Linked DNA regions of Homo sapiens: region 2 is linked to region 1. The links are chromatin contacts, found by Hi-C or POLR2A ChIA-PET in ENCODE. All regions are on one chromosome and are shown on one strand. Each heading gives the region's core, a stretch centred on a gene start or an enhancer-like site at or near the end of the contact. The rest is flanking DNA. Distances are from core to core; before and after follow the strand shown.

Region 1 (4,757 bases), core at 961-3,460:
TGCAATTCAGAACCACGGTGAGCAACCTGTTGCCTCACCAGACTGCCTGGAACTGAGCTTGAATGTTGCTTGGGCAAGGTGTTTTTTCTCTGAAAATGTGCGTGAAAAAGCATCACGAAGGCCGTTTTTGTCAGTGTTGGCTTTGATGGATCATTCCAGAGAAATATGCTCTGTAGGAAATGAAAATATCATTCACTGAATCCTTCTGAATTCAATTAAAAACACCACTTGGGTTACACAGAAGCCCAGGAGAACCAGGACAAGGCGATCTAAAAAAGTTCCAAGGAAATAATTCTGACAAAGAGCATTACCAACTGATGGCAGAGGGGGACTCTTACTAGGCTGTACAGATGAGTTTTCAAATTGGCAATCTGTTTTGCAGAACCTGAGTATTAATCCTGAAGGAACTCATGTGAATCTTAGTTTTGACTTTTTTTTTTTTTTCTTTTTGGAGACAGAGTCTCACTCTGTTACCCAGGCTGGAGTGCAGTGGCACAATCTTGGCTCATTGCCACCTCCACCTCCCAGGCTCAAGTGATTCTCCCACCTCAGACTCCCGAGCATCTGGGACTACAGACACGTGCCACCATGCTAATTTTTTGTATTTTTGGTAGAGGCAGGGTTTCGCCATGTTGCCCAGGTTGGTCTTGAACTAACTGGGCTCAAGCGATCCACTCACTTCAGCCTCCCAAAGTGCTGGGATTAAAGCGTGAGCCATCATGCCCAGCCCTTTGAAAGTAATTCTAAGAGCAACAATGGATCAAGCTGGTATCCACCCATCAACAGTCAGAAAAGCAGCCTGGGTAATTTAGATGCAGGGGAGAGGAGTACTAAATAAATGCCAATCAACCAAGCCAACTACAAAGAAACAGGTACTAAAGAAAATTGTGATGCATTCCTGAACTGGGAGACATCAAATGATATGATTTTGGTTTCATTTTAGTATGCAATTTTCTAACTACCCCAATGAGAGTAGGAAACAGAATTTCTGTCAACAGGATCGACACTGAGCCAGTGTTGCCCAACATGTTTCTTAGGATTCATAAGCCTTAGAAAGACATTACCCATTCTGGCTGCATTTAGCTTCCTCTGCCTGCAGTTTCTACTCTAGCTGGTCTTTGCCCCTCCCTTCTGGACTCCTTGAGGTGCTTTTCCCTACCCAGAAAGGGGCTAACAAGTGGGGCATATGGGACTCCTCCAGCATACAACATCTCAGAGACAGAACCCTGCTCTGATGGACACAGGGCTGAACAATTCCATCTTTTTTTTTTTTTTTTTTTTTTTTGAGACGGAGTCTCGCTCTATCACCCAGGCTGGAGTGCAATGACACGATCTCAGCTCACTGCAACCTCCGCCTCCCAGGTTCAAGCGATTCTCCTGCCTCAGCCTGCTGAGTAGCTGAGACTACAGGCTCGTGCCACCATGCCCAGCTAATTTTTGTATTTTTAGTAAAGACGGGGTTTCACTATGTTAGCCAGGATGGTCTCAATCTTTCCTGACCTTGTGATCCCCCTGCCTCGGCCTCCCAAAGTCCTAGGATTACAGGTGTGAGACACCACACCCAGCCAACAATTCCATCTTATGAGCTCATGAGATTCCTCGTTGACTGCAGGCTGCGAAAAAATGGGGCTGGGCTGTAAAAGGCTGTACAAAAGGTCCACCAGATGACAGCACTTTTGTCAGGATGTGTGTGCCCTTGGCCTTACTGTGAGGGGAGGGCCCACTGCCCTGCAACACTGAGGTGGGTGGAAGAAGCACATGCAGTCGGGGCAAGAGAAGTCTCTTCATATGGACAGTGATTCAGGAGACTAGCTCCCTAAGAACAAAAGTCAGTCCCAGCTTCCCTGAGATGGAAAAGCACTTTGCATGAAGATGGTGATACAGTTTTGAAATTAACACTCGAAATTAGGCGTTGTAATGGTTTGTGGACAAAGGGGTTAAAAGCAGCCATCAGCACTCTGCCTCTAAGTTATATGCCACTATCTGCTTTAAATCACATCACAATCCCCTCTCAGCCTTTTTGCTAAGATCAAATGCAGTATCTGTTCTTATCAGTTTAATAAATCACACCACGTATTTCCACTACTGTTTTTACACAGTTTATTCAGAAGTTTAAAAGTTAAAATGTGGGCATTTTCCCCTGAAACAAATCATCCCCTGCCACTCCCCAACACAAAGACTCTCCCAACACCGCAGTTCCTTCTCTTTACCCAGGCTTACCACACATTCTTGCAAAACACACAGGAGTCAACACCCCAACTATTTGGTAATACAAAGAGACTACAAAGTCACACAAAAGAATCTCATTTACTTCCTTTTCACTAGCAGGCTATGAATGAAAGACTGAGAGGCAAACACATCACCTTCATCCAGAGTTGACACTTCCCTAACCTTTTTTCTTCCTCTAAGAGGTTAAAATCCAAAGTAGTTTCACTGACAACTGTAACTCTGATATTCCATTTTTCTCTTCTGAATGGCTAAGCTAGGACATACTTTCCTTTCAAAGCTGATCTTCAGAACCTCAAGACTGGCAGAAAGCAGGCTCCCAGCTGCAGCTCGGCCACAATACTTTGCAACAGGCAAAGTTCCCACATAGGTGCAAATGATGCTTTAAGAGTTATCAAAACTTTTTAAAAAATAATGCATTAATATGGAGCCTCCACATTTTTCTGACGAAATTCCTCTAAAGGTGGTGGCAGCTGTGAAACAGAAGGCACTTTGTGCTAAAATTCAGAGGGTCTCTCAAGAGAGAACGCCACAGCAGAGAGACCCAATCCGCCTAAGTTGCAGGCGACCCTTTAGGGTGGGGAGGAGTATCCCCCAGGAAGGCATCTGCAAAGGAAAAAATTGTAATCATGATTCCAAGGCAAAATGGCTAAAGTTGGGAGAGAAGAAATACCAAGAGAGAAGACAAAACATGGCTGTGCCAAGGACTGAGGAGTGAGCTTTACAAGGACTTGTCAGCTGGCTCTGTACTTCTATTGGGCTGGTTCCTTCACCATTTCCAAAGGGGTTCTGGAGACCTTGCAGGAACAGGAACAGCACCTTAGCCAAGAGGGTTCCAGGCCTCCTGCCTAGGCCTGGGCTCTCCTCGTTAGGTTCCCAGGAATAAATTGAGTTCCCATTGGCAGCACTTGCAGGTATTGCTAGTCCACGGCAAGATCTGTCTTAGGGATTTTCTGGTACAGCCGTGAAGAGAAAGTGAGGGTTTTCCACATAATCCGGGATTTCTTGGCAATGCCCAAAGACTTTCTGGGCCTTCTAAGAGCAACAGTGGATCAAGCTGGTAACCCCCATCAACACTCAGAAAAGCAGCATGGGTATTTTAGATGGGGGACAGGAGGAGATAAATCAATGGATTGACAGTCTTTATCTTAGTACCATAAATAAAGTGCACCATGAATGGAGGCTATAAGCCACTCGCCTGAGGCTGAGGTATGGGTAGAAACTACCATCACCACCCTCAGGGTGGCGGATCATTTCCTTCAGCCAGAATCCTGGCTGCTGAGACTGTCTTTATTGCTTTATTTCCTTAGTACTATGGAACTTTTAGCTATAAAGGAAATACTTGGTGGGCTTGGCAGAGAGCGTGTCACAAAATTACAGGAACTGGCTGATATTCGATGACTATACACGACAATCTCAATAATGTTGGATGATGGCTGTTTTTCCCCTTCATTCTGATGAACTTAGGAAAACTCAAGTTATTTTTAAAACACCTATCAAATTGGCTCATGATGCTTCTCTTCCAAAGCAGGATAGCTGTTTATGGCCGACGTAGTAGAAATGGTTGTCTTTGTTTACAGTTTTTCAGATGCATTATGGAAGAAAATCCTCTTACTACCACATTTCAGGAGACTTTACTATGACATATTGGTGGGTTCCATCAACTTCTTGGAAGCTCTTCAAGAGTGTGAGAGGAAAAGCATGATGTTATACAAAGAACTCTGCTCCACATAGGATTCCGTGGCAAGAGTACTATTTTGCTGCTTTCATGTAGGAAGGTATTGCCCCCCTTGCAGTCAGGCCCTCAAAGCGCTTGTACGTGTAATTGATGAAGACCCAGTCTTTGTTCTTGTAGTCAGTCTCAGGATGATTACTTGTGGCCACTGGGAAAGAAATAGATGTGAGAGTTGATTCACTGCCTTGCCTCCAATGGACTGCTCACGGTGCTGAAGACAGGACTATGAAGAACACACCAGTTTCTATTTGGGAAAGCTTATTTTTCACTCTATGAATTTTTTTTTTTTTTTTTTTTGAGACAGAGTCTTGCTCTGTCGCCAGGCTGGAGTGCAGTGGCGTCATCTCAGCTCACTGCAACCTTGCCTCCCGGGTTCAAACAATCCTTCTGCCTCAGCCTCCCCAGTAGCTGGGACTACAGGCGTGTGCCACCATACCCAGCTGATTTTTGTATTTTTAGTAGAGATGGAGTTTCACCATGTTGGCCAGGATGGTCTCGATCTCTTGACCTTGTGATCTGCCCACCTCGGCCTCCCAAAGTGCTGGGGTTTCAGGCATGAGCCACCGCGCCTGGCCTCACTCTATGAATTTTCCACATTTTCTTGCTCATGTTCTTTAAATCTCATATTTCTTCACAAATTTTTTAATGTTTTATTTTCCCATTCCTGTCATTTCAGATTACCTAACACTTAGTAAATAACAAAAGAACAGATTTTTGTGACTTACTCACCCAGTTGAGCAGTCTAAACATGGGAGCTGATACTCATTTTCCATTCACCAAGGTTTCACCACTACCC
Region 2 (4,792 bases), core at 219-2,718, 46 kb after region 1:
TCAAGACCATCCTGGCCAACACAGTGAAACCCTGTCTCTACTAAAAATACAAAAATTAGCTGGGCGTGGTGGCGCATGCCTGTAATCCCAGCTACTCGGGAGGCTGAGGCAGGAGAATCACTTGAACCCAGGAGGCAGATGATGCAGTGAGCCAAGACCACGCCACTACACTCCAGCCTGGGTGACAGAACAAGACTCTGTCTCAAAAAAAAAAAAAAAAAAAAAGGAAATTAAGATGGATTAATGACAGATACAAGAATGGATAGATGGATATGCAGTTAAACAAATATAATAAATAACCATTATAGACTCTAGATGATATATATGTATATATTCACTGTTTATTACAAGTTTTCTGTACTTCTGAATACTTTCATAGTAAAATATTGGGAAAAATTTTTTTTTAATTATGAGTTACAGCCAAGCAGTGGCTCATGCCTGTAATCCCAGCACTATGGGAGGCCGAGGCAGGTGGAATGCCTGAGGTCAGGAGTTCAAGACCAGCCTGGCCAACATGGTGAAACCCCGTCTCTGCTAAAAATACAAAAATTAGCCAGGCGTGGTGGCTCACACCTGTAGTCCCAGCTACTGAGGAGGCTGAGGCACGAGAACCGCTTGAACCCAGGAGGCAGAGGCTGCAGTGAGCTGAGATCATGCCATTGCACTCCAGCCTGGGCAACAGAGTGAGATTCGATCTCAAAAAAAAAAAAAAACCAATAAATAAATTATGAGTTACTAAGTGGACAGTATACACCAGATCAGTAATAACAATAGCTGATACTACCACCATTAACTAAGTGACTACTATGTGTGAAACACTATGGTACATACTCACATATGTTATATCTAATCCCCAACACAATCCTGCAAGGCAAGTAGTATTATCCCCATTTTCCTGATGAGGGAACCAATTCACAGAAAGACTAAGGAACTTATTAGAGCTTCATACAGCTATTCAATGAAACTGGCAGGACTCTAAACCCAAGTCTGACTCCAAAAGGGCTGCTATTCCATTATACCACTCTGCCTTAACAATCAACTCCTTGGATTGGGCCTAATTTTTTTTTTTTTTTTTTTTTTAAGATACAGAGTCTCAGTGTTGCTCAGGCTGGCCTCAAATTCCTGGGCTAAAGCAATCCTCCCAACTCAACCTCCCAAGTATCATTTTTTTTCTTGGATTTCAATAGAAGTTTGTGTTATTGACTTGTAGGCATAAGTGGGTTAATGGCAGGGACTTTGAAAAGCCCTTTCACTGTCATTCCATTATGATAGTCTATAATAAGGCTGCTACTATTCTTGTCTCCTTTCAGCATTATAAGTGTTTTACAATACGAGAAAGGAATGCCACAACCATGACACAATTTTTTCAAACAAAATTCTTTACCTCATTTCTCGTTCTTCATGTTGAGCGATAAGGTTGCTATAAAAATTCTCCAGTGTCACTTTGGTCATTGTCACCCTTTCCTTTGTGTGGTTACTCATGGATGAGCAAGGTGTTGAGCCTGTCATTGCCATGGCTGCTAGAAACAAAGAAAAGAAGAGGTGTTAGATTTGGAGTTAGAATCCACCCAGTGTGCACTCTCCTACCCTATTGGTAGGAATGTAAATTGGTGCAAGTTTTCTGGAGGACAAACAGGTAATATGTAACAAAAGCCAGAGAAAGAGAATACTTAGTGAAAATAAATATAAATTACTGTCCTATGACCCAGAAATCCCACCCCTAGGTATAAAGACTAAAGAAACCGTCACACAGGCTTCTAAAGTGACATACACAGGATGTTCAGCACAGAGAGGATGTTCATCATGCCTTAATTTGTGTTATGGGAAGTTGGAGGCACTTAAGTAAGAAAATAAAGAGCTGTGGCTGCATAGGAAATACCATGCAACAACCAGAAAACCAGAAGCAACTTTACCTGTACCTGTAAGTCACACAAATATATCTTTTTTTTTCTTTTTGAGATGGAGTTTCGCTCTTGTTGCCCAGGCTGGAGTGCGACAGGATGATCTTGGCTCACCGCAACCTCCACCTTCCAGGTTCAATCGATTCTCCCACCTCAGTTTCCCGAGTAGCTGGGATTACAGGCATGCGCCACCACACCTGGCTAATTTTGTATTTTTAGTAGAGACGGGGCCACCTCGGCCTCCCAAAGTGCTGGGATTACAACTGTGAGCCACCGCGCCTGGCCCACACAAATATATCTTTATTTATTTATTTATTTGTTTGTTTTTGAGAAGGAGTCTCGCTCTGTCGCCCAGGCTGGAGTGCAGTGGCGCGATCTCCGCTCATTGCAACCTACACCTCCCAGGTTCACGCCATTCTCCTGCCTCAGCCTCCCAAGCAGCTGGGACTACAGGCGCCCACCAATACACCGGGCTAATTTTTTGTATTTTTAGTAGAGACGGGATTTCACCATGTTAACCAGGATGGTCTCAAAACTCCTGACCTCATGATCCGCCCATCTCAGCCTCCCAAAGTGCTGAGGATAACAGGCGTGAGCCACCGTGCCCAGCCCACAAATATATCTTTAAAACATATTAGTGCAAGTGCATATTGCATTTTTAAAAAGAGAACAAGATCACAATACCATATAGATAAATTAAGAATATATAGTAAACCACACGCCTGTAATCCTGGCTTCCTGGGAGGCCAAGACAGAGGTCTGCTTGAGTCCCCAAGTTTAAGACTAGCCTGGACAACATAGTGAGACCTAAAAAAAAATATACAGTATGCATACAGTACAATTCTTTGCCATCTAAAAATCTACCTTGAAGAAATCAAAGACCCATAAAAATTCATCACAAGGAGGTGCAATGCAGCATTGTAATCACAAAGGGAAATTAGGGATAACTTGAATATACACAATAGAATTAATTCAGTATGAAAAAGCCCTTCAATAAAATAATGTGCAGACAATTAAAATATGTCCAAATAGTTAATGTCAGAGGAAATGTTTCCACTCTAAGTCAACAGAACACATTACAAAGCAGAATGTATATCACGATCTCAATTTTCTTTATGTGTTTACTGTATATGCACATAATTATTAGAAACATATCATCAAAATGTTATTAGTGGCTTACCTGTAGGTAGTGGGAATAGAAAATGTTATTCTTGCTTGTGCTTTTTCCATGTTTTTCTTTTTCTTTTTTTTTTTTTTTGAGATGGAGTCTCACTCTGTCGCCCATGCTGGAGTACAATGATTCAATCTCAGCTCACTGGAACCTCTGCCTCCCAGGTTCAAGCGATTCTCGTGTCTCAGCCTCCCAAGTAGTTAAGATGACAGGCACCAGCCACTGTGCCCAGCTAATTTTTTTTTTTGTATTTTCAGTAGAGACGGGGTTTCACCACACTGGTCAGGCTGGTCTCAAACTCTTGACCTCAAGTGATCCACCCAACTTGGCCTCCCAAAGTGCTGGGATTGCAGGCATGAGCCACTGCACCCAGCCCATGTTTTTCTATATTTTCTTCCATAAGCATATACTGTTACCAATAACTTTTTAAGTTTATCCACAGTTAAAAGAAAAATCTATGATTAAAAATGGTAATCTGATACATATATGCTCTGACACAGCCTTAAGGTATTTGATAAATGTTTGCCGTTTATTTGAATTTACAAGTTAAAATAAAGTTTTAAGTCTTAAAATAAAGGGAACAATATGACAAAAAACCTGAATCACGATTCTAGTGGTAGAAGCAGCAATACCTTAAAAACAAGAGATCTTAATTTCCTCATTTTACACAAGAAAAAAACACCACCAATGTGTTTAGATAAGTTATAGAATATTTTTTTCCTAAATTTAAAATATTGTTTTCAACCAGGAGTGTGGCACACACCAGTAGTCCTAGCTACTCCAAAGGCTGAGGCAGAATTGCTTGAATTGGGAAGCAGAGGTTGCAGTGAGCCGAGATAGCGCCACTGCACTCCAGACTGGGCTACACAGCGAGACTCAGTCTCAAAAATAAATAATAAAATCGGCTGAGCGCGGTGGCTCACGCCTGTAATCCCAGCACTTTGGGAGGCCAAGGCAGGCGAATCATCTGAGGTCAGGAGTTGGGAGACTAGCCTGACCAACAGAGTGAAACCCCGTCTCTACTAAAAACACAAAAATTAGCTGTGCGTGGTGGCAGGCGCCTATAATCCCAGCTACTCGGGAGGCTGAGACAGGAGAATCGCTTGAACCCGGGAGGCAGAGGTTGCAGTGAGCCGAGATCATGCCACTGCACTCCACCTGGGTGACAGAGCAAGATTCCGTCTCAAAAAAAATAAATAAATAAAATAAAATCTTGTTTTCCTCCAGATATTTCAGCTAACCTGTATTATCACACTTGGCCAAATTGTTCACTAACATTGACTTGCTCCAGCATTGGCAATAGCGCTCAATTTTTTTTTTTTTGAGACGAAGTCTCGCTCTGTCGCCCAGGCTGGAGTGCAGTGGCGCGATCTCGGCTCACTCCAAGCTCCGCCTCCCAGGTTCGTGCCATTCTCCTGCCTCAGCCTCCCGAGTAGCTGGGACTACAGGCACCCGCCACCACGCCCGGCTAATTTTTTCTATTTTTTAGTAGAGACAGGGTTTCACCGTGTTAGCCAGGATGGTCTCGATCTCCTGACCTCATGATCTGCCCATCTCAGCCTCCCAAAGTGCTGGGATTACAGGCGTGAGCCACCATGCCCGGCCAATAGTGCTCAATATTTTATTCTTACCATTCCTACCTCTCATATGATCTACTTCTCTGTCTCTTCATCCCAATATAAAGCTGAGTAAAAATTAGGAGAGGCTGAACACTGTGGTT

Evidence for each region. Hi-C counts contacts between places; a loop is a spot of excess contacts on that map. ChIA-PET counts read pairs that join two places held with the same protein, here RNA polymerase II (POLR2A). Pooled maps may share reads with other maps.
Region 2: a map of ovary shows a loop between it and region 1 (5-fold over the local background). The contact joins two enhancer-like sites. A Hi-C loop is called at or near these places in 5 of 168 maps with a recorded cell type or tissue (CD4-positive, alpha-beta T cell, CD4-positive, alpha-beta memory T cell, CD8-positive, alpha-beta T cell and 2 more), 1 of 37 single-sample maps with no recorded cell type and 6 of 50 pooled maps. POLR2A ChIA-PET finds 5 or more read pairs at or near these places in 19 of 52 experiments (AG04449, CD4-positive, alpha-beta T cell, CD4-positive, alpha-beta memory T cell and 14 more).

The regions. Positions count from the first base shown.
Region 1 is chr6:36,491,806-36,496,562 of GRCh38, forward strand. It overlaps STK38 (serine/threonine kinase 38), which reads right to left. Exons shown (of 14, transcript NM_007271.4): 14 at 2,087-4,109. The coding sequence ends at 3,979. It also overlaps the pseudogene LOC124901558. Among named protein-coding and RNA genes, the nearest start is that of KCTD20, 51 kb to the left of the region's middle. Within about 2 kb of position 2,211, at least 2 of the 41 ENCODE cell types and tissues checked have a DNase peak (open chromatin) inside an H3K27ac peak, as active enhancers do.
Region 2 is chr6:36,538,688-36,543,479 of GRCh38, forward strand. It overlaps STK38 (serine/threonine kinase 38), which reads right to left. Exons shown (of 14, transcript NM_007271.4): 2 at 1,385-1,520. The coding sequence starts at 1,515. Among named protein-coding and RNA genes, the nearest start is that of STK38, 6.4 kb to the right of the region's middle. Within about 2 kb of position 1,469, at least 3 of the 41 ENCODE cell types and tissues checked have a DNase peak (open chromatin) inside an H3K27ac peak, as active enhancers do.